Regions from separate parts of the Homo sapiens genome. Here region 1 is linked to region 2. A link is a loop called in an ENCODE intact Hi-C map of the cell type or tissue named here. Cell type or tissue: IMR-90. All regions are shown on one strand. Links, peaks and the distances in the headings refer to the core of each region. The heading gives the core; the rest is flanking DNA. Region 1 has its middle 68 kb from the start of STMND1. Region 2 holds the start of LOC101928491 (a long non-coding RNA gene).

Region 1 (15,252 bases), core at 3,777-11,776, 340 kb after region 2:
GCCTCTTTCTCCAAGGTCACCTGTAGTCTATGTTGGTTGCTCCAGTTCTAGCCACCATCTTTTTTTTCATTCATCAAGAAGGAACAAAGGGAAGAAGGGGCACAGGCATGTGGCTTACGTCAACATGTCCAAGAAATAAAGGTCTTCAGGGATCAGACCCAGATATCTGGTGTATCTACAGGTTTCTGCATAAGGTATTGAAGGAGGTTCTCCCCACTTCAGAGGCACCCATGGTGTGTCCTTTTGGGAGTACTGACCAGAGGCAGTGTCTGCCTGGCAGGTTGGTACGTGGTGGGAGCCACAGCAAGAAGCTCAGTCCCCTCATTTCTCATGCAAGCAGGGTCAGTAGAGTGTGGATGTGAATAAGTGCTGGTGAAATACCCTAGGGTGGAGGCTTGATGTGGGAAAGGGGAGCAGGAGGCCCCAGAGGGAAGCGACTGCAGAATCACGATCATCAGTGTGGCTTCTTTATGCCTCCAGGTCAGCATGAACTGGGAAATGGAGGCCACGCAACTATGTGGTCTGAGTTATAATTGATAAAGACCAGGCCAGGCATGGTCGCTCATGCCTGTAATCCCAGCACTTTGGGAGGCTGAGGCGGGTGGATCAGTTGAGGTCAGGAGTTCAATACCAGCCTAGCCAAGATGTCAACACCCTTCTCTACTAAAAATACAAAAATTAGCCTGGTAGTGTGCACCTGTAATCCCAGCTACTGGGGAAGTTGAGGCATGAGAATCACTTGAACCCAGGAGGCAGAGGTTTCAGTGAGCTAATATCACACCACTGCACTCCAGCCTGGGCAAGACAGTGAGACCCTGTCTCAAAAAATGAATGATAAAGATGGAGGAATGAGGACAGGAACACAAAGAGGTAGTGAAAGACATGAGCACTGTCAACTTTCCAGCTGCTCTGAGCTCACCCTACTTCCAAAATTAACCCCAATTCTTAGAGGGGTCCTGACAAGGGCGTGGCTGAGGCTGAGATGGTTTCCCTGGTCACTAGAAGATAGCTAAGGAAGCAGAGGCCTAGGGCCAAACTCTCTGGACTGTTACAGTTCAACTCCCTGAGCAGATGAGACATAGCAGACAAAAACAGAGCCCGGTTTGAAGCTGGCCCTTTGGTTCCTTAGTTCTTTGGTCAAGTTACTTAACCTCACTCCACTTCAGAGGAGCACCTCTCTGTGGCAGAACGGGGTTTTCTTTTGCCCTCCCAATTCTTCTCCCCTCTCCTTGACCATCTTCAGTCTAGGTGCTGAATGGGTGCACAAGAAGACAGAGAAAAGACCAAAGCTTTGTTTGGATAACCGATTGAAGTTTTGCTGTGAACGGTGGTTATGTTAGCAAGAGGAGGTTTTTTCCTGTAGATGCTCCATGCTGGGGATGCTTCTTCTTGGACCCAATAAAGGCTTGGCAAGGCCTTCTCAGGACATACAGAACTGACACTCAGAACACTGAGGATCTCACGGTGCCCCTCCTGTCTACAAGGGGCAACCAACTCCCATGGGGGGAGAACATAGGGGAGAAAGGGCCAGAAGGATCCTGAGTGAGGGGGCCAGAGGATGAGACCAGAAAGAGAAGGATCACTCAGATGCATCTTAGCCGACAAGCTGAAAGGTTCTCAATCGGAAAAGAAATGTTTTGCATCATCTTCTTGCCATCTTTTTTCTTTTTTGGTAGTGGACTATTCTTGTACATTCTTGCATATGTTTGTGAATTTAACGAAGGGTTTGCATATCTCAGAGGGAACTGAATGAGCTAATGTATCCAAAGCACTAAGCACAGTGCCTGGCACATGGTGAGCAACCAACAAGTGTCAGTTACTGTATTTCTTTCTTTCTTTCTCTTTTTGAGGCAGATTCTCTCCCTGTCACCCAGGATGGAGTGCAGTAGCACGATCTCGATTCACTGCAGCTTCTGCCTCCTGGGTTCAAGCGATTCTCATGCCTCAGCCTCCTGAGTAGCTGGAATTACAAGCACATGACACCATGCCCAGCTAAGTTACTGTATCTGGAGTGGAAGAGATCATGGTTCTCATCTCAGTCCTGTGAACTACATGGCCTCAATGCTTATCTGGGACTTTGTTTCCTTACCTGTATACTGAGGACTTTGAGTGAGGGGATCTCTAAGGTCTGTTTTAGCTCTCATGGCTTTGTGTGATTGGGATGCAGGGCTAGGAAGATGGTGGGGGAATATATACAGCCAAGATGAGGAAAGCATTTTTGACATGATCTTGCCTGATGGGAATCAGTTGGGTGGGTTGGTGGCAGGAGCTCTCGGGGGAACTGAGTTCTTGCTCTGAAGTCCCTCTAAAGGCACCCAAATCCTAACCTGGAGAATCCCAGGGTGAATGTTTCTTCTTGTTCAGAAGGGAAGCTGTGTCTAGTCCTCAAATATTCCCCCCATATAGGACATTCTACCAACTGAGGATTTGTTTTTAAGGATCCTCTTTAAAAATGGAAATGTTTTGGGGAAATGGTGGTATCATCCTTTTTTTTTTTTTTTTTTTTTTTTGCCTCGGCCACCTGAGTAGGTGGGATTACCGGCATGCGCTACTACGCCCAGGTAATTTTTGTATTTTTAGTAGAGATGAGGTTTCACCATGTTGGCCAGGATGGTCTTGGTCTCCTGACCTCATGATCTGCCCGCCTTGGCCTCCCAAAGTGCTGGAATTACAGGCGTAAGCCACCCCGCTGGCGTTTTTTTTTTTTTTTTTTTTTTTTTTTTTTGAGATGGAGTTTTGCTCTTGTTGCCTAGGCTGGAGTGCAGTGGCAGATATCAGCTCACTGCAGCCTCCGCTTCCTGGGTTCAATCGATTCTCGTGCCTCAGCCTCCCGAGTAGCTGGGATTACAAGCACGTGTCACCACGCCTGGCTAATTTTGTATTTTCAGTAGAGCCGGGATTTCTCCACGTTGGTCAGGCTGGTCTCGGACTCCCGACCTCAGGTGATCCGCCTGCCTCAGCCTCCCAGAGTGCTGGGATTACAGATGTGAGCCACCGCACCCGGTCACTATCATCTTTTCTAATAAGAACTGGTTCAGGCTGGGCGCAGTGGCTCACGCCTGTAATCCCAGCACTTTGGAAGGCTGTGGTGGGTGGATCACCAGGTCAGGAGTTTGAGATCAGCCTGGCTAACATGGCGAAAACTAGTCTCTACTAAAACTACAAAAATTAGCCGGGTGTGGTGGCAGGCTCCTGTGATCCCAGCTGCTCGGGAGGCTGAGGCAGGAGAATCGCTTGAACCCGGGAGGCAGAGATTGTAGTGAGCCGAGATCGCACCATTGCACTCCAGCCTGGGCGACAGAGCGAGACTCTGTCTCAAAAAAACAAAAACAAAAACAGAAACAAAACAGACGTTTATTCTCTCACAGTTCTGGAGGCTAGAACTCCAAAATTAAGGTGTCAGCAGAGCCAAGCTCCCCATGAAGGCTTTAGAGAAGAATCCTTCTTTGCCTCTTCCTAGCTTCTGGTGGCCCCAGCACTCCGCAACTTGTGGCAGCCTCCCTCTGATCTCTGCCTTTCTCTTCGCATGGCTTCCTTCGCTGTCCATGTCTGTCTGTGTCTTCTTCTCTTGTAATAAGCACATCAGTCATTAGATTTACAGCCTACCCTAAATCCAGGATAATTTAATCTCGAGGTTCTAGCAAATGCATCTGCAAAGACCCTATTTCCAAACAAGGGCACTTCTGAGGCTCTGGTTGGACGTGAACGGGGGGTGGGACATGATTCAACCCACTATCAGGAGGACCTGGGAAGTGGTGCTGAATGGGGGATGGAACATGCCATCAAGTTAAAGGTTTTCTCTAGAACTGGTCTTCCTCCTCTTCTCTTGCCAGGTAGGGTGTGGCTCCTCCTTTCAGAATATCAGGCTTCAGGGGGCAGGACTGGCACCCGCAGATGTTGACCTAGGGAGCTAAGGTCACTTTCATTGCGTGGAGCTGGAACCAGCGAGCAGGCTCTCCTCCTGGCCCCCTCCCCTGCCCCTTCCCCTTCTCCCTTGCCTGCTTGCTTCCCCTGCAGAGGCACCTGATTCTAAGGAGCTTGTGAAGGCTTCATAGGAATTGGGCCATAGAATGTTTTGAATGTGACAGCCTGGTGTTTGAAGCTTCTGTCTAGGAAAAAAATTACTGGTGGGATTCACTCATGTAAATGGCATTCTTGAATTGTCTAAAAGTTATTGTGAATCACTGACATGACTTGTATGTGATTGGCTCATATACGACCTCTCTACTGAATACTATCTTGAAGATTCTATCTCGATATTCAAAGGCTCAGGTCTCACGGGCACATTAGTGCATCCCCTTTATGGGTAGCTCAGCAAGCCCAGGGGAAGGGTATGAGATTCTTATTAGCATCTGTCCTCAGCCAGGCAGTGTGCTCCTATGCAGATGTGCTGGGTGCTTTCCTTTTATGTAAATGTCTGATCCACAACAGGGCTATCCTCTGACTGCTTTCATCTCCCTCAGATCTTGCAGAGCCCTTTTAAGGTAGGGATCATTTGGCAGCTCTATCAAAGGATTTGGCCTCCTTATATCAAGAACGAAAAATCCTGACATAGCCCTGAAATTCCTTGAGACAAATAGTTCATATATTTTCAGTTCAATGGTGCATTAATCATGAGTTGCTTTTTTTTTCTTTGAATGTGATAAAAGATCAACTCAAATTAGCTTAAGCATATGAAGGGATTTAATAGGATACTGGATTTTCTTATATAATCAAAGGAGGGGTTGAACAAACAACCAGATACCAAGAAGGGTAAGGATGCGGCTCTATCAAGGAAAGACTTTAATGAGAGATGAACGTCATAAGGAAAAGCTTTGTTTTGCTTTTCTCCACCTGAGGACCCCATTGTCACTACAGACTGGCCCAGTTTTTACATCTTGCTGTTCCCACAGTCGAAACAGGACTGACTCACTCTCCCTCTGGTCCCAAGGTAAAATAAAATGCCAGGAAGGGGTGTGATTGGTTCAACCCAGTCAAGGAATTACACTTCTTGATCCAAACACCCTCACATATCAGGAGAAGTTGTTTCTTTTGAACATTTATCAAATTATGTTGAGATCTTTGAGTCTAAGTTATAACCTCTTTTGTCTAATGCAAATCTTGATGATTTTGCTATGTACATGTCTTTTTTTTTCTTTTTTCTTTCTTTTTCTTTTCTTTTTATTTTTTTTTGAGATGGAGTCTCACTCTGTCACCCAGGCTGGAGTGGAGTGGCACGATCTGGGCTCACTACAACCTCTGCCTCCCGTGTTCAAGTTATTTTCCCATCTCAGCCTCCTGAGTAGCTGGGACTACAGGTGTGCACCACCATGCCTGGCTAATTTTTGTATTTTTTGGTATAGACAGGATTTCACCATATTGGTGAAACTCCTGACCTCAAGTGATCCGCCTACCTCAGCTTCTCAAAATGCTGAGATTACAGGAGTGAATCACTGTGCACAGCCTATGTCTTTTTTGAGAAGATCGATGCTTTGAATGTGATGTTGGCTTCCTTTGATAGAACCATCTCAGCAAAAAAAGTCTTCTATTCCAAGTTTGTTAAAATGGGTCACATATTCTGCTTAAAATTCTGTGATAAGTGCTATTTGTAGAGCGTAGTTGGTGTTAGAGATAATCTATAGATTTAGTAAAAACTATAATATTGTGTCTAGCATGAAGAACTATTCTATTGTAAATATACCTTTTATTTGTTGAGGAGCTACAGCTAAGGTTTTAGGGAGGAAAGTTGATAAAAGTAGCTCTGGGCTATATCCTCATATTGTGAAAAATAAGAGTGAGCTGATAGAGTTTGGATGTTGTCCCCTCTAAATCTCATGTTGAATTGTTGTCCCCAGTATTGGAGGAGGAGCCTGGTGGGAGGTGTTTAGGTCATGGGGGAGGTTCCCTCATGGTTTGGTGCTGCTGTGCGTATGATAGTGAGTGAGTTCATGCCTGCTCCCTCTTCACCTTCCACCATGAGTAAAAGCTCCCTGAGGCCTCTCCAGAAGCTGAGCAGAGGCCATTGCCATGTTTGTATGGCCCAGAAAACCACGAACCAATTAAATCTCTTTCCTTTTCTTTCTTTCTTTCTTTTTTTTTTTTTTTTTGAGACAGAGTCTCGCTCTGTTGTCTAGGCTGGAGTGTGGTGGTGTGATCTTGGCTCACCGCAACCTCTGCCTCCTGGGTTCAAGTGATTCTCCTGCCTCAGCCTCCCAAGTAGCTGGGATTACAGGCACCCACCATCATGCTGGGTAATTTTTGTATTTTTAGTAGAGATGGGGTTTCACCGTGTTCACCAGGCTGGTCTCGAACTCCTGATCTCAGGTGATCCACCCACCTTGGCCTCCCAAAGTGTTGAGATTACAGGCGTGAGCCACCGCGCCCGGCCTAAACCTCTTTTCTTTATAAATTACCCAGTCTCGAGTGTTTCTTTATAGCAGTTCAAGAACGGTGTAACACATGAGCATCGAAGCCTGTGTCCTCCTTCAAGAACACAAATGTTGGTTGCAACAGAAAATCGGATCAAATTCTACCATCAAGTTTAGCTTTGTTGCACTTAATCATTATTTAATAGATCAAAATTATTTCCTTATCCTTCTCATTCTCCATTCCTGGTTCCCTAAGGGAGCTAACACTTCATTCAAGAATATTTATTTGCCTCCTTTGAAGGACAAAGACAAAAGCAGGTAAATTAAGCAGGAAACCTAGATCTCTTGCTGGGCTACAGGGCAGTGTGTGAGGCTTAGAGGCAGACAGGCCTGGATTCAAATGAGACTTGGCTACTTAATGTGAGATGCTGAATACAACACTCAACAATGTAAAATTTTAATTTTTTCATTTGCAAAATTGGGATGATAATATCACATGGAATTGTCTGAGTATTAAAGGAGATCAGCCATGTAAAGTGTTTGGCAGGGCATTACTTGCTGAGGGTCCTATTGAGGTCCAACTATAGTCTGACCTCATTCCCTTTTCTGGGTCATCCAAGTTTCTCTTCTTGGTTCCCTTCACTCCCTCAGCACAGGGAGAGACACCCCACACCCAGGTTAGCTACTAGAAGTAAGGCTAACGCCACTTAACCTGCAGCTTCCCTTCTCTCTGTTGTTCTTAGGGGAATAGGAAGTCCTTTTAGCTTGGCTGACCTCATGCAGGGAGAGCTATGAGACAGGGAGAGTCTACCTGTCTAATGTGCCCAGATTATCCTTCAAGGAGAGGTGTTGGTCTTGAGCATTATATTCTCCTTTAAGAGCTAGGACTTGGTAGGTGTCCATTTCTCCTTTCTCTCACCTTCCATATTTAATTGTGTGTTCATTCCAAGTACCTTATTTTCTTTGGCGAATGTTTCTTAGGAAGAGGAAAGAGTGTTCATGTCAGAGCACCAGCACAGATTGGGGGCACTACTCTTTGGAATGAGGGGCTGGCTAATCCCATCCATGGCTGGCTCAGCCCCTAGAGGGTGGCAGGAAAGAGAATCAGCTGGAATCATGTAAACACTCAGGCGCCAATCGCCTCATCCAAGAAACTGCTATGAATGTCAAGTGCATCATATTTGCTGAGGCAGGATCAGAGACCAGCCAAACTCTAGGCCATGCCAGCGGAAGGATGAAATAATACTGTTGTTTCCCCTGCTCATTAACATCTGGTTTTTCTGAGGTGACATTTGTCTTAGTGATCGAGGGAAATAAATATGTCTTTGGCCTTCTCTGGCGCTTCATATCAAGCTTGGTTTTACAACAGAAGAGCCCAGAGTTATTCTAATAGAGTATCTATATCAACATAGATGCCAGAAACAAAAATTCATGAGTCAGGGCCTGCGGTTATGTGAGCATGAACACTGGGTCCTATTTGGCATCTGGGCCTCCAGCATGGTCAAGAATCCTGCCCTTTCCAGGATAGCTGAAGGAATGGCCGTGACCAGCTGCCTCTTGGAAATTCTGATCTAGCTTCCTGAGAATTTGCACAGCCGCTAGGGCAGCAATTTTACCCTGGGACACGCTTCTGAGCTCAACTGTCTTTTTTTTGAATACAGTATATGATTCTAGCTGAGGACTCAACCACCAGGCCCAGGGCCAGCGATGATCCTATTTCCGTTAGGAAGAGTCAGGAACACTTTGCCTTTAATCCTGTCTCAGATAACATTCAAATGCTTTAACCCATAAAAATAAATTCAATTCTTTGAGGTCTAATGTGTGTCTGTGTGTTTATATATAGACGATTGGAGCTATATTTCATTATTGGCCTTAGTAGAAAAAGCAAGGGCTAAATGTCTGTAAGATGAAGCCTATAAAGCCGTTTTACTCATTTATTTATTTTCACTTTTTTTTTTTTTTTTTTTAGAGACAGGGTCAGTCTTGCTCTGTGACCCAGGCTGGAGTGCAGTAGCGTGATCATAGCTCACTGCAGCCTCAAACTCCTGGACTCAAGCCATTTCCCACTTTAACTTCTCTGTAGCTAGGACTACAGGGGTGCACCACCATGCCTGGCTAATTTTTATTTTTAATTTTAGTAGAGACAGGGCCCCCTTGTGTTGCCCAGGCTGGTCTCAAACTCCCAGACTCAAGCAATCCTCCCGCCTCCACCTCCCAAAGCGCTGGGATTTACAGGCATGAGCCACGGCACCCAGCTTCATTTTAAAACCTATAATTATCTTGATAATTTGGGGGGAAATGCATTAAGATTCAGTAAAATAATGAGATAGATTTTTAAAATTCTAAAGACAGTATTTGGATTTATAATTATAAATACCATTCAAGCAGGCCTAACATTCTCAATTAGCAAAACGTAAGAAAACAATTTCTGATGCTTTTGATCCAGATCTTGAATGAAGAGACTTGTCTTCCACAGAATGGGGCTTGGGTTTGTCAGAAGAGATGTTGTAGGGACATTGACTATGGCAAAGCCCATAATTTACGAATTTGTCCAAAGCACCACGTGGTGAATAGGTAAATACTGCTCCAGTACCCCCAGGGAGAAATAATGCAATGAGTTAAATTTCTTAAGAGAAGTCAAGCGAAAACCCTTTTTATCTCTAGTTTTTAAATGGTTTTTCTAATCTGCATGCATATATATATATATATATATATATATATATATATATATATATTTTGTGCCTTAGTAAATATAGCATAGTGAACATAAGCAACCATTTCTTAGGCAAGCCAGAATCTGAAAGTGTTTTAAGGTCATCCTTTAAAAAAAATCAGCGCCCGTATGTGGAAAATCAACCTTGTAGGTTAGTAGTGGCTGAAAGTTCAGAGATATTCACAAACTCAGCGTTTGTTACCTGTGTGTTTTTAACAAGTCTCTGTTTTTATATAGCTTACCCCTTAATGATAAAAACTGCGTGCACAAAAATTTCCTTAAGTTGATGGTACTGGTTGATCAAGTTATAGTTAATAAAAGTAAATGTATACATATATTTATTTAAATAACTATATTTTACTTTTTATAAATATATGTACTATTTAATTATAAATATATATGTTTATATACTTATTTATTTATGATTACTCCCTTTTATAACATTCAGAGTGTGCTTTGTCATTCAAACCTTTTTCTGTCCCCACCACGGGGGTTGTGAGCTGCCCGAGGGCAGCAGTGAACTTGCACAGGGCTTTGTATCCTGAATGCCTAGTTGGGTGCTCCTTATGACTGTGGATTTAAAGCTGTGGTTCTCAACCTTGGCTGCACCTTGGAATCCTCAATCGAGCTTTCACAAACACTGATGCCAAGAAAGCTGGTTTAATTGGTGTATAGAAAGTTCTGGGTATTGGGAATTTTAAGAGTTCCCCAGATGATTCTAATATGCAATCAATGTCGGGAACCACGGATTTCAGGAATCAAGTATCCAGCCGCAGAAGTGGCAGCATCACCTCTCTGAGACGCCAGAGGGCAGACAGGCAGCCAGAAGAAGGCAGTGGGTAACACAAAGGCACTTCTGGATTGGCCTGAAACCACATGGGACGTGCTCACTCCCAGCAGAGCGGCCTGGTGTGATAATAGTGTCATGGGAATTTTTCTGGCCTGCTAGTCACAGGTAGTTGAGATGTGTGAAAGGAAGTGTTTGAAGGTATTAGAAAGCTTCAGAACTTAACTTCTTCTCTGCCATTGGTTTCCAAACTATCACATAAATAATTCACAAAAAGAGACATAAATGAATAAGGAATATATGGAAAATGTTTAGCTTTAGTAGTAATCATTTCAGTGCAAATCAACATTAAAATTATTTTAATGATATTGAGGGTTCACAGGGATAGAGTGAAATTGGTCTTCAATTGACAGAATCCATTGGGCAGCATGGATCAAGAACTATAAAAATGTTCTTATCCTTTGACTCCATAATTCCTTTCTGAGAGTCTATTATAAGGAAACAATTCACAATATGGGAAAACCTACTTGGAAAAAGATGTTCATCATGGTTATTGCTAACAGTGCAATATCAGAAGCAGTCAAAGTATTAAACAACATGAGAAAAATTAAAAAAAATTATATATATATATATATATATATATATATATACACACACATACATATATACACGTATTTTGAGACAGAGTCTTGCTCTGTCACCCAGGCTGGAAGTGCAGTGGTGCATTCTTGGCTCACTGCAACCTCTGCCTCCCAGACTCAAGCAATCCTCCTGCCTTAGCCTCCCAAGTAACTGGAACTACAGGTGTGTGCCACCATGCCTGGCTAATTTTTGTATCTTTTATGTACAGATGGGGTTTCTCCATGCTGCCCAGGCTGATCTTGAACTCCTGGGCTCCAGTGATCCGCCTGCCTCAGCCTCCCAAAGTGTTGGGATTACAGGCATGAGCCATCACACCCAGCCTAAAAATATACATTATATCCATTGGGTGGAATATTATGCAGCAATTATGACAATAGATAGAAATGAAAATTGTGTTATTCACAGAAATGTTTATGCTCATTATGATACAGTGCTGTTTGTAAACTATTACTTCAATTGGGTTTTTGAAAAGGCCACTTGAGATATCTTCAATCCCAAAGTACTCCTCTCCTGGAAGGAATGCTGTTACGGTGCACCACACATTTGCTTTCTTTTTTTTTTTTTTTTTTTTGAGACGGAGTCTCGCTCTGTCGCCCAGGCTGGAGTGCAGTGGCGGGATCTCGGCTCACTGCAAGCTCCGCCTCCCGGGTTCACGCCATTCTCCTGCCTCAGCCTCCCAAGTAGCTGGGACTACAGGCGCCCGCCACTACGCCCGGCTAATTTTTTGTATTTTTTTAAGTAGAGACGGGGTTTCACCGTTTTAGCCGGGATGGTCTCGATCTCCTGACCTCGTGATCCGCCCGCCTCGGCCTCCCAAAGTGCTGGGATTACAGGCGTGAGCCACCGCGCCCGGCCCACACATTTGCTTTCTATGTTGGCTGGCCTCTCATAGCTTCAGGTCTTTCATCTAAAGCACCTATCCTTGGAAATAGCTGCTGGTCCTTTTCATCAGAGGTTGCCATGGGTACAGACATTTTTTCTTTTTTAACTAACTATCTTGCACGCCTTTAAAGAGCCAGATATCAATGAGAGGGAAAGGCAATTAAATACAGTGAAAATTCTTTCTGTATATTGCACACAGGAGAAATGAGAAGCCCATTCCATTCATCTTTTAGGTGATCTATTCCTGGGGTTTCATCCCCTTAATTTGAGATTTCTGGATGTTCTTAAAGAGCCTTGCTGACTACCTTAACGAGCAAGTTGAGGGTAGAGCTTGTTACCGACAGATCAGAATCTCCAGCTTGAGTAATGCTAAAAATAATCAAACAGGAAATGGGTGTACAGAGGGGGAATTGCTACAAAATGAATAAGAATTATCTTGAAAATTCATCTGTGAGAATTCCAGGACTTGTATGGATACTGGAGCTTTGGGGTTTCTTCCAAACAGTTATGCATGAGAAAGCAAATCTGTTGCTCAATACAGAGGCTGCGGTTCATTTTCCTGCTAGTGAACATAGGCAATGCCTTTGGATTCTACAGCGAGCTGTGCCACAACCAGGTAATTAACACAGAGTGATATAAATACGGATTAAGTTGTGGTATAGTACTTGTCATCTATTAGTAACTTATGATGAAAAGTTATTAAACCATTATTTTTAAATGATGTAGTCCAAGTTATTTTCTACAATGTGGCCTCAGCATATGGTCAAAGTCAGGCTGGATCCAATAGGATTCCTTTCCATCAGAGAGGATGGAAATCACCTTGAACAGATGAGTTGCCACCATCAGAGTGAGGTGACAAAAGTGGCTATTTGAACCTTAAGACTTTCTATTTTATTTATTTACATATTTATTTTTAATTATGGTAAAAAGCATATAACATAAAATTTACCATCTTAGCCATTTTAAGTGTACGGTCGTGTTCAGTATGTTCACATTGCTGTGCAAAGGATCTCCAGAACCCTTTTCATCTTGCAAAATGAAACTTTGTACCATTAAACAACTCCCCATTTCCCCCTCCCCAGCCCCTGGCAATCCTCCTTCTACTTTCTGTCTCTATTAATTTGACTACTCAGGGTACTTTAGATCAGTGGAATCATATGATGTTTGTCTTTTTGTGACTGGCTTGTTTCACTTAGCACAATGTCTTCAAGGTTCATCCAGGTAGTGACATGTGTCAGAATTTCCTTTTTTTTTTTTTTAAGAATAATAGACATAAGACTGTTTCTGACACTTATTTTCTCTCTCCTACAAATATGCTCAATGATTCCGTCTTGTGATTAAAAAAATAACAAAAATAATAATAATCCCCTCTTTTTCTCAGACAAGCAGCTCTCCAACTTCTGTTTTCCTTTTTATTCATCCTGCGTAAGCCCTACCTTTACTCTTTGGGATCTGTTTTTCTTTTTCTTTTATTTCTTTCTTTCTTTTTTTTTTTTTTTGAAATTGAAGCAGAGTCTTGCTCTGTCACCCAGGCTGGAGTGCAGTGGCATGATCTTGGCTCACTGTAGCCTCCATTTCCTGGGCTTAAGCGATTCTCCCACTTCAGCCTCCCAAGTAGCTGGGACCACAGGTGTGCATCACCACGCCCAGCTAATTTTTTGTATTTCTGGTGGAGATGGGGTTTCATCATGTTGGCCAGGCTGGTCTTGTACTCCTGGCCTCATGTGATCTGCCCACCTTGGCCTCCCAAAGTGCTGGGATTACAGGTGTGAACTACCACGCCTAGCCTGGGATCTGGTTTCTGTCTCACCACCCCTCCAAATCTCTTTCCTCCAAGAGTGTTAGACTTTTCTGGAATAAAACAATTATTTTTTGAAATAAAGTGCCCCTGTTGCATGATGCATGCACAGGAAATTATTTCTTGATTATGTTTTCTTCCAGATGTGGTTCTTTGTCTACCTTTTGCATGCTCTCTTCTTTTCACCTTTAATTTTCTTTTCGCTTAGTTTTCTTTTTGGCCTTAGAATCCCTGTAGAGCAGACAGAAATTACTCATAAATAGACAGCTCTGCTCAGATGTCTAATTGCTGTCATGTAGCATAATGCATTCTTCTTGACATATTCCCTACTGTATTTTGAGACTGGTTAGTTTATTGTGTGTTTCCAGTTTTAAGGCTAGGTGTTGCTTTTAGTTTATTTTTATGTGAAGCCAAGCTGGGGCTAATGTCTGAGCCTGGAGGATGTGAGTTCTGAAAGATCTTTGAGGCCAGGCACAGTAGCTCATGCCTATAATCCCAGTACTTTGGAAGGACAAGGCAGAGGAGGACCACTTGAGGCCAGGAATATGAGACCAGCCTGGGCAAATAGTGAGACCCCATCTCTACAAAAAAATACATACATAAATAAGGAAAAGAAAGTTCTTGGAAATTATGTCAAATTCAAAGGGCCCACTTGATTCAGCAAGTTGCGTGAGGTTAGGCTCATTACCCCAGCCCAGCATGGTGTCTTGGAGGGTGGGAAACCTTGGTGTCCTTTCTAGCATTTTTCAAAGTTCCCTAGGGAGAGAAGGGCTTCTAATCTGAGGGGCCTATCTATATTTTTTCACAGGGATGCTGTGTTTGTCCATTTGTGTTGCTGTAAAGGAACACCTGAGACTGGGTAATTTATTAAAAAAGAAAAGAGGTTTATTTGGCTCATGGTTCTACAGGCTGTATAAGCATGGCACTCAAATCTCGGATTCTGGTGAGGCCTCAGGAAGCTTTTAGTTATGGCAGAAGGAAAGGAGAGCCAGTGTGTCACGTGGCAAGAGAAGGGGCAAGAGAGACACCAGGCTCTTTTCTTTCTTTCTTTTTCTTTTGCATTTGTTGAGAGAGTCTCACTGTGTCACCCAGGCTGGAATGTAGTGGCTGTTCTTGGCTCACTGCAACCTCTGCCTCCTGGGTTCAAGCAGAATGGCAAAACATCTCAAACCATATGAGATGCCAATCCTCCCTTGGTCTACTTCTCCGGAAATTGGCAGGTATTATGAGTGAGATGGCTCAAGATTTTATTGACTAACCTTCTTCCATCGTGGTGTTTCTGGGGAGGAGAAAGCAGGCAGAAGCCACACCATATTGTACCACTTCAGAATCTTTCGGTTTTTCCCTTGATGCTTCTCTCTCTTTCTTTTCTTTCTCTCTTTCTCCCTCCCTTCCTTCCTTCCTTCCTCCCTTTCTCTCTCTCGCTTTCTTTCTTTTTTGTCTCACTCTCCCTTGATGCTTCTCTGTTCCTTCCTTCCTCCCTCCCTCCCTCCTTTCTTTTCTTTCTTTCTTTCCTTCCTTCCTTCCTTCCTTTTTTTTTTTTGTCTTGCTCTGTCACCCAGGCTGAGTGCAGTGGTACGATCTCAGCTCACTGCAACCTCCACCTCCTGGGTTCAAGCAATTCTCCTGCCTTAGCCTCCTGTGTAGCTGCGATTACAGACACGTGCCACCACATCCAGCTATTTTTTGTATTTTTAGTAGAGATGGGGTTTCGCCATGTTGGCCAGGATGGTCTCCAGCTCCTGACCTCAGATGATCCACCCACCTTGGCCTCCCAAAGTGCTGGGATTACAGGCATGAGCCACTGCACCTGGCCGATGCTTCTTTTTCAAAATATATAATAAGAAGTTGTTCCTTTTTCCTTGTTAAATTGCAACTGGGAAATTTTTATTGTTTCCTTTTGGCTTTTGTGTTTGTTCACGGTATTTTGTTCGTTGTCTTGGCTAGTGGTGAGAGAGTCTATGAGCTGGCTTTGTTCTGTTGTTTGTGCCTGGAAGTCCAACAGTATCATCCTCATTACTAAATTTAATGACCTTTTCTTGGTACTCTTCCTTCTCCACTTTAAGCATTTTAATACAGTTGA
Region 2 (15,252 bases), core at 3,362-11,361:
ATGTACTGATATATTCATCAAATGTATGAAAAATCTCATTGTCGCTTTACCTCACCTTCACAGTCAAAACTCAAAAACTAAGTGTAGCTCCAACGGTCTCTCTTGTTAGTTTCCTAAGTCTGTAGGGTCTTATAAGGGTCTTAGTACAGTGCCTAGCACATAGGAAGCAGTATACACATAGCTATTATTAGAGCATGAACATTACTTCAATATAAATGTACACACATATGTCTATGTTTATATGTGTATGTACATACAACACACATGTATGTTTGTGGACATTATAGAAATAGCATGTTGACATTCAATATACTTTCTTCTCTTTTTTTTTTTTAGAGACAGGGTCTTGCTCTGTCACCCAGGCTGGAGTGCAATGGTGAGATCATAGCTTGCTGTAGCCTCAACCTCCTGGGCTCAAGTGATCCTCCCACCTCAGCCTTCCAAGTAGCTGGGACTACAGCTACATGTGCGCCACCATGCCCAGATAATTTTTAAATTTTTTTGTAGGGATGGAGGTCTCACTATGTTGCCCAGGCTGGTCTCGAACTCCTGGCCTCAAGGTATCTTCCCTCCTCAGCCTCCCAAAGAGCTGGGATTACAGGCATGAGCCACCATGTCTGATTCAGTATATTTTCCATTAAAAAATTTAACAGTGGATGAAATTCAAGTCTATATGGGCAAATTCTTTTTTTTTTTTAACCAATGCAGTATTATTTTGACTTGAAGAACGTTCTAGCAAAACTTGTAATAAGGACTAAGAGTATGGTGCCCTTTTACCTGAAATCAGTCTTTAAGGGGTAACAAATTGAGCAGGACCCAAATACACATTAGGAGCTGCAAACCTATCTTCAGTTTTCATATACTCTGGAAGAAGCTATGGTAGGGGAATGTGAATTTTAATGATTATGACTCAGAGAGACCACACCTCTATAAAGCTAAAATAAATGACTTGCTGTATTCATATATTGAAAGAACCAGGCCGGGCGGGGTGGCTTACGCCTATAATCTCAGTACTTTCGGAGGCCAAGGTGAGTAGATCATTTGCGGTTAGGAGTTTGAGACCAGCCTGACCAACATGGCGAAACTCCGTCTCCACTAAAAATGCAAAAAAATTAGCTGGGTGTGGTGGTGCATGCCTGTAGTCCCAGCTACTCAGGAGGCTGAGGCAGGAGAACTGCTTGAACCCGGGAGGCAGAGATTGCAGTGAGCTGAGATCGTGTCACTGCACTCCAGCCTAGGTGACAGAGCGAGACTCTGTATCAAAAAAAATAAAAAAGAAAGAGAAAAACAGCCAATGAGCAGTCAAGCTGGTGGTAAGCGTTGCACAGATACAGATTTCACTGCTCACAGTCCTGTTTAAACCTCAAGGAAGTCTGCCTTTCTACTCCTCTACCTACGGTCCTACTGCCCAGTGGGCAGCAGTGACGCACAAATGACTGCGACACAGAGACGGCACCACGGGCTTGAGTCCACCGGTAAATGGGTGTTGCATGGTGTGGAGTATGCTGCTTAGTCCGCTTTCAGAAGCTCAAGGGTGACCTGGGAGTGCTTTGACTACTCCTAGCAGTAAAACGAATGCATTTGCACTTCCAGCTGCATTTCTTCGGCTTCTTGTACAGTCTTGAGGTAGTCCACTGAGCTTAACTGAGTCATCTTTGGTACTACTGGAAGTACATTTTCTACTTAATTGCTAGAGTTAACACTGAGGGGCAAATACTGAACCCTCTTTGTGAACAAAAAGCATGTAGAAAAGCCCAACCCTTTTGACTATGCTGCTACCTGGGGAGAACCCCTCACACCCACAGCCCCAACATATACTCAAGGAGGGACTGGGAGAAGGACAGGAGCTGATGAACTGAGATACTAATTAAAATAGTCTCCAAGGGTGGAAGGTAAAAAGGCAGAAACCTAGGTAGTGCTTGAGCTGTCCTGAACTGGCATGTGTAGGTGTGTGTCTGTATATCTGGAACAAAAGAAGTCACCATGGGTGTATGTTCATGCTGTCATATGATATCCAGGTTTGGGAATTGAAACTTGCTCTTTTCTGAAATGTTATTTTTATGTCAGAAGAACAGACCATCTTGCATTTCTGATGCCTTTCTCATGCGTGCCGCACAGTTCTAAAGTCTCTAATACAACACGGCAACATTTGGAGGCATATCATTGGGCACAATTGCCTTGATGCAAAAAGTCTGTAACTGAGCACAACTGTTTTAACCAAAGTTTTCTCGGGGTGGGCAGAGCCCCTAAGAGGAAAAGAGGCGCACTGAAGACCCTGGAATTCGGCGTTCTGTCTGCTAAAGCTCCTCTTCCCAAAAGCAACATGGAACGACTAAATTCTGTGAGGGGAATACAATGGCTGTTTGTTTTTCTTTTTGTTTTTTGAAATAAAACAGCTTTATTGAAATACAATTCACATCCCATACACTTCAACCATTTCCAGTGTGCAATTCCATAGTTTAGCTCAGCAGAGTTATCACTCAGTTGAGCAATCACCACCACAATCAATTTTAGAACATAATTCATCACCCCCCAAAAGAAACCCTACACCCATTAGCAATTACTCCCCAAAAGGGAATCATTACTAAAAACTTAAACTAAAAACTTAAAAAAAAACTTAAATTTTAAAAAGTTTAAGTTTTCCCTAAATTTCTCCAGCCCTAGGCAACTGTTAATCTACTTTCTCTTTCTATAGATTTGACTATCCTGGAATTTCACATAAATGTAATCATACAATATGTAGTCTTTGTGCCTGGCTTCTTTCACTTAGCACAATATTTTCAAGGTTCATCCATGCTGCTGCCCGAATAAAAGAATGAAGTATCAATACTTCATTCTTTTTTTTTATGGCCAAATAATATTCTATTGTGTGGATATACCATGTTTTATTTATCCATTCATGAGCTGATGAACATTTGGGTTGTTCTCATCTATTGGCTATTATGAATAATGCTGCAATGAATATTGTGTACAAGATTTTGGGTGAACATATGTTTTCAGTTCTTTTGGAAATACACCTAGGAGTGGAATTGCTGGATATGGCTCCTTTTTTTTTTGAGATGGAGTCTCACTTTGTCACCCAGGCTGGAGTGCAGTGGCACAATCTCAGCTCACTGCAACCTCCGCCTCCCGGGTTCAAGTGATTCTCCTGCCTCAGCCTCCTGAGTAGCTGGGATTACAGGTGCCCACCACCACGCTCGGCTTTTTGTATTTTTAGTAGAGACAGGGTTTCACCATGTTGGCCAGGCTGGTCATGAACTCCTGACCTCAAGTGATCCACCTGTCTCAGCCTTCCACAGTGCTGGGATTACAGGAGTGAGCCACCACACCTGGTCTGCTTTTTATAGTAAAAAAATATTGTTACATAGTTCTTAACTTGAGGGATGGATGTATAGGTATTTTTTTATATTGTAATCCTTAACATCTCGTGTGTATTTTATAAATATTCTTTTGTATCTACTCAATATTTTTAAAAATAAAAAAATCTACAAAAAAAGTGATGAAAATTTTGAATATGTAATATTAATTAATGGCCTGGAAGTATACTAGGTATTTATTTATGTATTTTATGCAATTTTTCTATATTCCATATAAAATTTGTCTTATATTGTTGTAGACCCTTTTCTTCTGGTTCTAATTTTCAGATCTGCATTAGTAAAATAAAGGAGTGAATTGAGGCCAGGCACAGTGGCTCATGCCTACAATCCCAACACTTTGGGAGGCTGAGGTGGGCGGATCACGAGGTCAAGAGATTGAGACCATCTGGCCAATATGGTGAAACTCCGTCTCTACTAAATATACAAAAATTAGCTGGGCGTGGTGGTGCGCACCTATAGTCCCAGCTACTTGGGAGGCTGAGGCAGGAGAATCGCTTGAACCCGGGAGGCAGAGGTTGCAGTGAGCCAAGATGCCAAGATCGCACCACTGTACTCCAGCCTGGCAACAGAGTGAGACTCCATCTCAAAAAAAAAAAAAGAAGGTGAATTGAAGCAATAATCCAATAATGCAGGTTCTTTAATTTCCTTCCACCTGAACAGTCTGGGTCAACACATGAGACGTCCCCAGGTGCCTCTGCATTTGCTGACCAATGGTCACTTCTGTTGCTGCCATCTAAGAGCTCAGAGGGAGATCCACTCTTGAGTCCAGGGCCAGAAGCAGGTAGAACCTTGTTGCTCTTATATTTGCCTCATCCCTTCCCTTAGTTCCTAGGCACCAGCCACATCACATTTAGCCAGCTGTTTAGAGTACAAGGCACGACCTTATCAGAGGGGTTGGAATCTCATGATATCCTTTAAATAGTTTAGGACACATTTTCCTGGATATTTCTTCAGCTCTGCCATGTCTCCGTTTGGGCCTATTTTCTATTCTGACTCCAGTTTAAGTTACTCTGGGATCTATTACTTGTGCTGTCGAACGCAAGGTCCTTTCACGCTGGTTCACCAGGCAAAGCCCCTTGGTTTAGACTCATCTATACTTTCAGCAGCACTCTGAATGGCTGCTAGTCTTCCAGGTGTCTCTGCGTACACCCCAGTTGTATTTCATATTAACTGAGTCTCTGGTTTCCTTCTCACTGCTCTGGTTTGTTGTTTCACCTCATTTCTGTTCTTGATTCACACTTCATTTCCTGATTCCTCCTCTCTTCTATAGCTCACCCTCCAACTCTACTTTGATGCATGTAAAGGTTCTGTACCATATAGGGTTGTTCCATCACCAAGCTCTCTGATTATTGTGGGAATACATAAGATAGTGACATGCATTCAAGTGGGGAGAGTTTATTCATTATGAGAGAACTGAGGCAGACTTTCTAAAACCCATATATTATCTGGATAATTGATTCCACTTTCCACTTGACTTTATCTGCAAAGATTAGATTTTCCTTTAAAGTTTATAGTACATTAGTGTAGAGCCTTGGAAAGGAATCAGTAGTTAACTGGACTGAGTTTTAGGGACAAATGTCTAACAAGTAATCAACTGAAAATTTGGTGAGTAAAGGAAGGTACGTACCTGTGTTTGTAGTCCTTTAAGACCCTGTTAGTGTAAAAGGTGGCAGCGTCATTCATCTCCTTGACATAAGGACCAGGTTTGGGAGACTGAGAAAACAGGACCGTCACCCAAGCATAGAAGGAAAAAAAAATAGGATAAGAAAGAAAATGCCTTAAAGAAGAAGAAAAGCAATGGAGACGCGTGGACTTGAAAGTGGGAGGCACATGTTGCTCTGTAAAGGTTGATAAAAACACTTTCTACAGTATCTCAGAACAGAAAGCTTGAACTTTAAACAGGGTAGGAGAAAGTGGATGCATTCAGCCCAGGAAGAAGCTTCCTTCAGTGCAAGGAGCGTGAAGGTAGCTAAGCTACTAGTTCTCCTAAATACTCCAAACGTGTGATGAGGTGAAGAGGCAACATTGCACCTGGACTCACCACAGCTATCCATCCAAGGGCAGGGATGCTTTCGCTGACGGCCGAAAGATGATTAAACATGTTACTCCCCCGGTTTCTCTCTCTGAAAGTTTGGATTTCCTGAATCTTTTCCGATATGGGTTTCAGAAGTGCGGCCACGTCATTCTGTAAGCAGTCAAACATCGGGGGCTTTTACTACAGACAGAGCAGACGCATAGCACCTCTATCCATGTTGGCCTAAGCAGGAGAATTCAGGACCTGCCGTCTGTTAAGGGGTCTAAAAGAAACATATAATCATCTTTGAGAACAGCATGCATTTGTTCTTGGTTATGGTAATGCCGTGCTTTTACTGTCTGAAGTATGAAAATTGCAGATATTTTTAACATTATTAATGCTGTGGCTTGAGATGTGGAAAAAACCCAGCAGTATGGCACAGCCCCCATTTTGAAGACTCCTTCATGGAAGACAGTGAAATTGAGTGTTGATCATTTATATTTCAAATGGCAAATAGATCACACACTGCAATAATCCTGGTATAAATTTGGGTAAGACCGGAAGGTTAGTAAAATGACTTCATCCTATTCCTGTGGAAAATGCTTTGGGAGAGGCTTCCTGGTTTCACCACAGTTGCCATAATCCATGTGAAAAAGTGGAAATCTTTCACTGAGGCCTCCCCCGCAACCCTTTTTTTTTTTTGAGATGGAGTCTCACTCTGTCCCAGGCTGGAGTGCAGTGGCGCGATATTGGCTCACTGCGACCTCCGCCTCCCAGGTTCAAGCAATTCTCCTGCCTCAGCCTCCTGAGTAGCTGGGACAACGGGTGGCTGCCACCACGCCCAGATAATTTTATTTTTAGCAGAGGTGGGGTTGGCCAGGTTGGTCTTGAACTCCTGACCTCAAATGATCCACCCACCTCGGCCTCCCAAAGTACTGGGATTACAGCTGTGAGCCACCACACCCAGCCCTTTTTAAGAAAATGTGATGGCTTATCATATTTACAGTGACTTTAGTCTTTGTTGGCATTCTACATTGTCCCCAGTCCACTTCGCCTATGGCTACAGGTCACACTCAATTCTGCTAATTCAGCAACCGACTTCTCCATTCATACAAAAATAACTTTCAGAATTAGATGAGCTGGCTGGGCGTGGTGGCTCATACCTGTAATTCCAACATTTTGGGAGGCTTAGGCGGGAAGATCGCTTGGGGCCAGGAGTTCAAGACCAGCCCAGACAACACAGCAAGACCCCACTTCTACAAAAAAAAATGTGAAAAATGAAGTGGCTGTGGTGGTGTGCTCCTGTAGTTCCAGCTACTCAGGAGACTCCAATCCTGGGAGAGTTAGAATTACCCAGGAATTTGAGATGCAGTGAGCTGTGACTCACCACTGTACTCCAGCCTGGTGCCAGAGTGAGACTCTGTCTGAAAAAATATGTAAATAAGTAAAAATAAGAAATGAAAAACAAAATGACATGAGCTGAGTTATAAAGTATCTCGGAGCTAGATTCTCCAGAATACCACAGTTGCTTTAAACATCTCCTCATCTACATCCTTAGCATTCTCTAATTTCTCTAGGTGTGTTGAAAAGCAGATACAAGGTTGTTTATCAGATTTTTGTGTGTGCTCCAAAGAAACAGCAAAGGTCCTGTACTTCAGCTCTGTGGAAGCAGTTAAAGAGCTTTAAGCAGTATTTTAGTAAATCTTGTTTGCAGGAGGTAAAATAGAAAAGCTCCTTACAGCTCTTTAATTTCTGAGATTTCAGAGCAATGGTTCCCAGCCTTGGCTACATATTAGAACCACCTTGGGGTTTTTAAAAACCACTAAGGCCTGGGTTCCACCCCTAGCAATTCTGATTTAACGGGTCCGGGGGTGGCCTGGGTGAGGGCAGGGCGATTGTTTAAGCTTCCCAGGTGATTTCAATCATTGCTGCAGCGGTGGCTTCACACCCCAGAGGGCAGTCATTTCTGCCACGGACAGCAAACTATTAGGAAATAAATTATGTGCAGCTGCGGTAGCTTTTAGACTTTACCTCTCCTTCTAAACCCCTTTATATACCCTCCTCTGAAAAGAATGTTGAATGTAAGGGCTTTGGAATTAGAATGGCCTTGGTTCAAACAGCTTTGGTGCCTATGGGGCCTTGAGCAAATTACTTAATCAGATCCTTAGTTTCCTCATCTATAAATCAGAGAGAATACCTACCACCTACAGGCTACAGGAGATACTGCATTTTAAAGCCCTGGCACATGGGAGGTACACAATAAATAGAAGTAATTATTATTATTTCCATGATGCAGTTAACTCATACCAGAGGTAAAAAGGATGTTGTCCCCTGTAATATGTGATATTCATTTGTTTAAAATAAATATGCATTCAAGATATGAGAAGCTCCAAACAGACATCTATATAGATTAACAGGATTTTAGGATTCCAGGAGTCTAAACTGGGTCACCTAGTTCAGCTTTTTGACAAATCCAATAGAATAGGTCACAATTAATATTTAAAAATCATGAAAATAGATTAGAATAGAAAATATCAGAGGGCATTCACATGTAATAAGGATGGATATTTTGGTATTAAACACTTGTTTTGGTTATGAAGTGTGTGTGTGTGTGTTTGTGTGTGTACTGGGTTGCCAAATAAAATGTATTTCTTTTTATGGATCTAGCCTAAAAGTTTGAGAAACATGGCCGTAATCCAATTCTCCTATTTTACATATGGAATACGAGCTCAGAGAGGTTAATTGACTATGTCAAGACCAGCTAGCAATGATTAGTGGAGCTGGAACTGGAAGCTAGGTCTTCGGGGAGGCCCTGAGACAATTCTCGATACTGGGTGCTGAGAAAAATATGGTTAGTTCTCTACATACAGGTTTCTTCTCTACCAATAAGACTAGGGAAAGGTGTTAGAAGAGATTAAGAGCAAAGGTTCTAGAATGAGACTTCTTGGGTTCAAATCCTTGCTCCACAGTGTACTCAGCTCTGGGACTTTACACCAATTACCACACTTGTCCAAGATTCCCTTGTCCCATCTGCAAGCTAGGGTTGACAACAGTACCTGCTTCACAGGTATGTTAGGAGGAGTAAATGAGAGAACATGTCATGCTTGGTAAAGGGTCAGGTATACTGTGGGTGCACAACAGGTGGCTGGTTTTCTCCAAGGTATCTGCCAGTTACAAAGCCTCTGATTGGCCGAGTTCACTGACTAGCTCTTTCCCATCCCTTATATGCAAACACAAGGAGAGTGGTTTCCTAACTGACATATGCTGAGGGACAGAGGCACACTTCTGTTTGGGGGAAACAAAGAAATACAGGGAAAGAAAGCAAAGTGCTCTCAAGGTTCCCAGTGGACTTTTTAGCTATCCATTACTGAAGGAGGGGAAAAACAAAAACATTTGCTGCAGAAGCTAGTCAGCTCTTGTGGAAAAGCCATGAATATCTTCCTGTCTCCTCTCTTTCCCTTCTGACAACTACAAAGCAAAGGGCTTATGGATTTGGTGAAAAGACCTTGAATCAGAGTTGTTAGGGACTGCACTCTGTGCACCTGCCCCCCAACCAAATTCATATGCTAAAGCCTTAACCCCCAGTACCATATTTGGAGAAAGGATCTTAAATATGGTGGGAATGCAACCATATTTGAAGATAGGGTCTTTAAAGAAATGATTAAATTAAAATGAGGTCATTAGGGTGGGCTTCAATCCAATATGACTGGTGTCTTTTTTTTTTTTTTTTTTTTTGAGATAGAGTTTTGCTCTTGTCGCCTAGGCTGGAGTGCACCGGCACGATCTTGGCTCACTGCAACCTCCACCTTCCAGGTTCAAGCAATTCTCCTGCCTCAGCCTCCCAAGTAGCTGGGATTACAGACACACGCCACCACACCCAGCTAATTTTTGTATTGTTAGAAGAGACGGGGTTTTGGTTTCGCCATGTTGGCCAGGCTGGTCTCAACCTGTGATCTGCCCGCCTCGGCCTCCCAAAGTATTGGTATTACAGGTGTGAGCTATGGCACCCGGCCTGACTGGTGTCTTTATAAGAAGAGGAGATGAAGACAGAGACACACACAGAGGAGGCGTGGGGAGAGACCAACCCTGCCGTCACCTTGATCCTGGACTTCCAGCCTCCAGAACTGTGAGGAATTTCTGTTGTTTCTAATCTACCTGTCTGTGGTACTTTGTTAGGGCAGCCCTAGCAAACCAATGCAGGGGTAATGGCAGTTCAGGGACTCCTTACCTCCAAATTCTCAACAATAGAACAAACAAAAACCCCTCTAAACACTCCTGGCCCCAAATACAATTATGTCATGCTTGTTTGTTAATGGCTGCCAAAAATCAGTTTTAAATACCCTCCCTGGAGCTTCATTCTTTAGAAAGCAAACATCTCCTTCTTTGGGGGATTGTTTTCAGTCCAAATACAACACCTGATCAAAGGTGTGGCATCAGTTTCCCCAGAAGGCAGCTGATTTTTAATGATGGCAGAACTACTAAAAAAAGCTTCCTAATTTTCTCCAACAATTTGCTAAGTCATAATGTTCTTAATGTAATGACATTTTTGAGAAAGGCCAGAATATCTGTATTGTTGATGATACCTGGCCCACTGCCCCAAGGGGAAAAAGAACCAGAAACTGTATATTTATAACATTAGAGAGATTTATTAAGGCCATCTTTGTTTATCTCTAACTTCCCTAGAACAAACTCTAAAGTCTGAGGAGACAGAGTCTTCTGGAAGATACTTTATATTGGTTATCTGATGAAAGCATCATAAAGATTGAGAAAGTTTTCTTTTGCTTTAGCTTGGCAATTATGTGAAGAATTGTCATCATTAAAAAAAAAAGCAATGTTGACAGAACTAAGTACAACAGCTATTTGCACAACTCTAATAAACATTAGTGCTTTTATTCTGTGCCAATAGATTTCTCCTGTACTTTAAAGAAGTCTTATCTTCACCAGTTCATCCTGACTTTCAAGGCAGGAATCAAAAATAGAAGAGAACATTAGAGTGATGGTGTGACTTCCATCAAAGCTGGAGCTGGTTGTGTGGGATGTCAGACGAAAAGTCAATGGGGGGTCTATGAGAGGTACTTCAACTTGTTTCAGTATTAAGCGTATATTAGGCACACTCAATCAATACAGGCTGATTTGCATTGATGTCAATTAAAATTACATAAGGGTTTTCCACTAAAGAAGGAGCTCATCTAAGAGGTGTCCTGGTTTTCTGTCAAGGGAGTGCATTGGTGGTAGCTCCCCAGATATGTCTAGCAGCTAGTGTGCTTTGCAATGACTTTTACATAGATGTCACTCAGATTACTTTTTGTTAACGTCTCACTGAGGTTTCTTTGATTCTCAATAATTTCTCAGAATTCAGGTGAAGATGAGCTGAACCTGCTCCCTGGCCTTCCCCTAGTTTCTGTGGCTTGTGACAGAAGGTGGAAAGGACCAACATGGAAGAGATGCATGAACAAACTGCATGTTTTCAGCAAACGTTTCCAAGGGTTATCTTAGCTGGATGCGACTGTACTTTGGAAGAGTATTTTAGGACTCCATGTCTTTATGACCCTAGCTTCTGCTTTAAAGTTGAAGAACTGAGTCCTGTTATCAGCTTCATCTCTGTTTGGCTCCCAAAGTAAGGGAATTGTTTTGCAAAAGTAAGATGAGTTTTATCAGCAAGCTTTGTAGAAACTTTACCCAAAAAGGAAAACCAGATTCCCACTCAGGCTGTTTTGTAAGAGACGGCACAAACTCTGGGAGTTTGACCTCAAAGATGTATCACTGAGCAAAACAAAATAGGCCTGTTATTTCTGGAACCCATGGTTCTCATGTAGTTCTGTATCAGGTGGAAAATGGTTCAGTCATTGTTACTTCTTTTTAACGAATTTCTTTTTCTGATTATAAAAATCAATATATGCTCTTCGTGAAACACTGAAAAATACAGACGTAAAACATAAGTAAACAATAAACATTCTGCATTCCACCACATGGAAAAAAAGTAGTGCTAAAAGTTGGTGTTCATTTTTTTTCCCGTAGATGTAATTATTCATTGCTTCTCGGCCTTTTGGCTAAGATCAAGTGTAGATGTAATTACTGGAGATATTTTCAGAAATAATAATAATTACTTTTTAAGTAATGGCGATTCAAACCATAAGAATGATTCTAAGAGTTTAATTCAAACAGTTCAATGAAAACAAACAAGCACACAAATAAAATCCCATCAGTACGTTCCTGGCGTGTATTGTGAGAACTCTATCATTTGAGAAAGAATGATTTCAAGGTAATGACATTTGCATTACCACTACAACTCAAACTTAAAAGCATTAAAGTAAAATTTTGAAAAAGGTTTGGGTTCCACCTACATTTAAAATTCCAAGAAAGCTCATATCAAGCAGTATGTATTAGTAAACCACACTACCAAATATTAATCATTATTACTTTGGCTTATGTGTTTTTGTGTAAAGTTTCACTAGTTTATTCCATTTGGATGCATGTGTGTATGTGTGTGAGTGCACAGCACAGAAAATGTATGGAAAGATATACATCAAAAAGTGTCAACATAGAACTGTTATTTAATTTTATTGGCTTATCTATATATTCTAAATCTTCTAACATGTACATACATTTCCTTTGCAATTAAGGGAAAAGTTTTAAAACATTTTAACCAGTTTCACACCTTCAAAAGTAGAAAATATTTCACATAGGGGCTGTTAAGTTTGCATGTGTCACAAAATATTAAACCTCCTTCCAATCAGGGAAGAAGCTTTAGGAAAACACATTCGGAAGTTGCCAGAATAAATTATACAGGTGAAGAAGAATAAAGTTTTCTCAAGCAAAGGTTATCCAAATCAGGAACAGTATTTCGGGAGGCTGAGGCAGGAGAATCGCTTGAACCCGGGAGGCGGAGCTTGCAGTAAGCCGAGATCGTGCCACTGCACTCCAGCCTGGCAACACAGCAAGACTCCGTCTCCAAATATATATATATATATATATATATATATATATATATATATATATTTGGACACACACATATATATTTGGACACATTCTAATAATTGAAGCAATTATTTTCACCATTTAAAGTCAGCAGCAATTTTTTACAAATCAGAAATGTTCAACTGAGTTAACTTTTGCTTTGGTGCAATTGTAGGTATTTCCCTAGGCTAGCTCCCTTCTTGTTGAGTCCCATTAAATAAAAATTTTTTACTGTCCAGGAACATTTTGGAGATTTCAGAATACGTCCATGGAGATATTTTCAAAAACACTTGTACAATTTAAACAATTTAAAATGTTTGCAAAACCTAGTGAGCACCACTCATGTACATGATTTTACAACAGTTGCCATTATATTGAATAATAACAGATTCCTTGGGAAATATTTTTACATCTTTATAAGACTTGATGGTTCATATATATTCCTTATTTTAGGGTTGCTAAACTTTATGTTCCTTATATTCCTTATATACTATATTTGCTTTTATTTATTTATTTATTTATTTATTTATTTATGACAGGGTCTCACTCTGTCACCCAGGCTGGAGTGCAGTGGTGCAATCTTGGCTCACTGCAACCTCAATCTCCCAGGCTCAAGAGATCCTCCAGCCTCACCCTCCCAGGTGGCTGGAACCACAGGCATGTGCCACCAGCCCTGGCTAAGTTTTTGATTTTTTGAGGAGACTGGGTCTCCGTATGTTGTGCCCAGGCTGGTCTTGAACTCCTGGGCTCAAGCAATCCTCCCACCCCAGCCTCTCAAAGTCTGGGATTACAGGCGTGAGCCACCGTGCCGGAGCTATATTTGCTTATATTATCTAAAAATCATTCTTCAAGAATATAAAACCTGGTGACTTGGTCTTTCAGAGGATGCATTGCTTTGGATAGTTACGTTGTCGTGGTATCTCAGGGAGAAGCTTTTTAACATGCATAAACTCCTACTTTAATTTTTTTTTTTTTTTTTTTTTTGAGATGGAGTCTTGCTCTGTCACCCAGGCTGGAGTGCAATGGCATGATCTCAGCTCACTGCAACGTCCACCTTCTGGGTTCAAGCGATTCTCCTGCCTCAGCCTCCTGAGTTGCTGGGATTACAGGCGTGTGCCACCACGCCTGGCTAATTTTTGTATTTTTAGTAGAGACGGGGTTTCACCATGTTGGCCAGGCTGGTTTCAAACTCCTGACCTCAAATGATCTGCCCGGTTCAGCCTCTAAAATTGCTGGGATTACAGGCGTGAGCCACCACTTTAAAGCCCTTATTTTAATTTTTAATGCTAATCTTTCAACAATCTCATTGGCACATTTTTTTTTTCAGTAATAGTTTTTGTTTTTAAAGCAAGCTGGCCGGGCGTGGTGGCTCACGCCTGTAATCACAGCACTTTGGGAGGCCGAGGAGGGCGGATCACGAGGTCAGGAGATTGAGACCATCCTGGCTAACACAGTGAAACCCCACCTCTACTAAAGATACAAAAAAATTATCTGGGCGTGGTGGCGGGCGCCTGTAATCCCAGCTAATCAGGAGGCTGAGGCAGGAGAATGGCGTGAACCCAGGAGGCGGAGCTTGCGGTGAGCAGAGATCGTGCCACTGCACTCCAGCCTGGGCGACAGAGCAAGACTCCATCTCAAAAAAATATAAATAAATAAAATAAATAAAATAAAATAAAACAAGCTATTTTAGACATACAGAAAAACATAATAATGATGACAGGCTCCCATTTATAATTTAATTTAATGTTTAATGGGGGCCCAGGATCATCATTACGATGCCCCTTTACTGACATCTTCAGGAGAAAGGAAGAGATCTGGAGCCTGGGACATAGAACTATTTAAATAAGACCTCCGGGGCAGCCCTGAAGTTTGACATGAGATTGTTCTACTGCTCTATAAAGGTAGAACAATACACTTGCAGTTGCAAATTGGGCATTTTTAATACAATGTCTTTTCTGCAAAAGTGTTCAGCAAATCATAGGGTAAAATGCCTTCTCTGAAGTCATTTTTGTATCCTTCAGATAGATAATAATCTACGTTGTCATTACCAACATATTTTAACTTGTCAGAATCATTCAAAGTCTTCTCTAGGATTTTGGGGCCACTGACACAATGAACAGTAGACACGTTTTTTTGTCACTTCCCACTTACTATTCTTTGTCTTTGCCATTGTTCACAGATGTGATTCCCATCTCATCATTTCTAGATTTTGTGCTGCAGAATTTGAGAGAGTGCTCACTCTAAAACCTACAAGTTATACATCAGAACAAGAACACAGTTCTGTTGACATGATGTGTGGGCCACAATTTTCTCTATGCTGTCAATGTCTGACACTTTTCCGAAGGATAGGTTATGTGAGAGGAAAAGTCAAGTTGAATGGAAATGTAAACGTTTAACACAATGACCCACGATGTTACAATAGCCTCACAATAGCTCATATCCTGAATCTTAATGCCACACCAGGGCTTGGGAGACCATAAAAACAGAACAAAATAAACAAACAAGAAAACCCTTCACATTAACTGTTCCCTCAGGTTGAGATTTATAGTTTTCATTACAGTTGTTCTGATAGATACTTGACTGGTAGTGCAAAAAGCTAACAGTCCAGTCAGAGAAAACATATCTTTTCCATTCATGCATCAGTGTGCAGCCAACTAATGAATATGGGAGACAGAGGAAGCTCTAGTGTATTTCCCTTGTATAAGGGAACTTGACAACATGAGTTCCAGAAAATGCTGGATTCATGGCAGGGGCATGGGATTAGCTGAATTATTTGAGATCCAGGAAGGAAGTAGTGGATCAATACTAGGCAATGACAAATAACGACATACAAAATTGCTGCAGAGAGAAACCAGACGTTTTGGAGAGAAAATTAAGTTGAAAACCAAAGCTTAACCTAGTTGT

What was found. Peaks named below come from ENCODE experiments on the same cell type or tissue, not always from the same donor. Only the 100,000 strongest peaks of a DNase experiment are listed, where the experiment ranks them.
Region 1: a loop joins it to region 2, with 12 times the contacts of the local background. A loop is called at or near these places in 2 of 110 quality-filtered maps.

Annotation. Positions count from the first base shown.
Region 1 is chr6:17,162,172-17,177,423 of GRCh38, reverse strand. No RefSeq gene overlaps it. Among named protein-coding and RNA genes, the nearest start is that of STMND1, 68 kb to the right of the region's middle. In IMR-90, for the core only: a CTCF peak has its summit at 9,860 (motif pointing right); a DNase peak (open chromatin) is centred at 8,043.
Region 2 is chr6:17,497,479-17,512,730 of GRCh38, reverse strand. It overlaps CAP2 (cyclase associated actin cytoskeleton regulatory protein 2), which reads right to left. Exons shown (of 13, transcript NM_006366.3): 5 at 5,419-5,562; 6 at 5,005-5,090. It overlaps LOC101928491 (a long non-coding RNA gene), which reads left to right and starts at 1,466. Exons shown (of 4, transcript NR_110855.1): 1 at 1,466-1,626; 2 at 4,038-4,158; 3 at 9,383-9,517; 4 at 10,744-11,371. In IMR-90, for the core only: a CTCF peak has its summit at 7,603; a DNase peak (open chromatin) is centred at 6,750.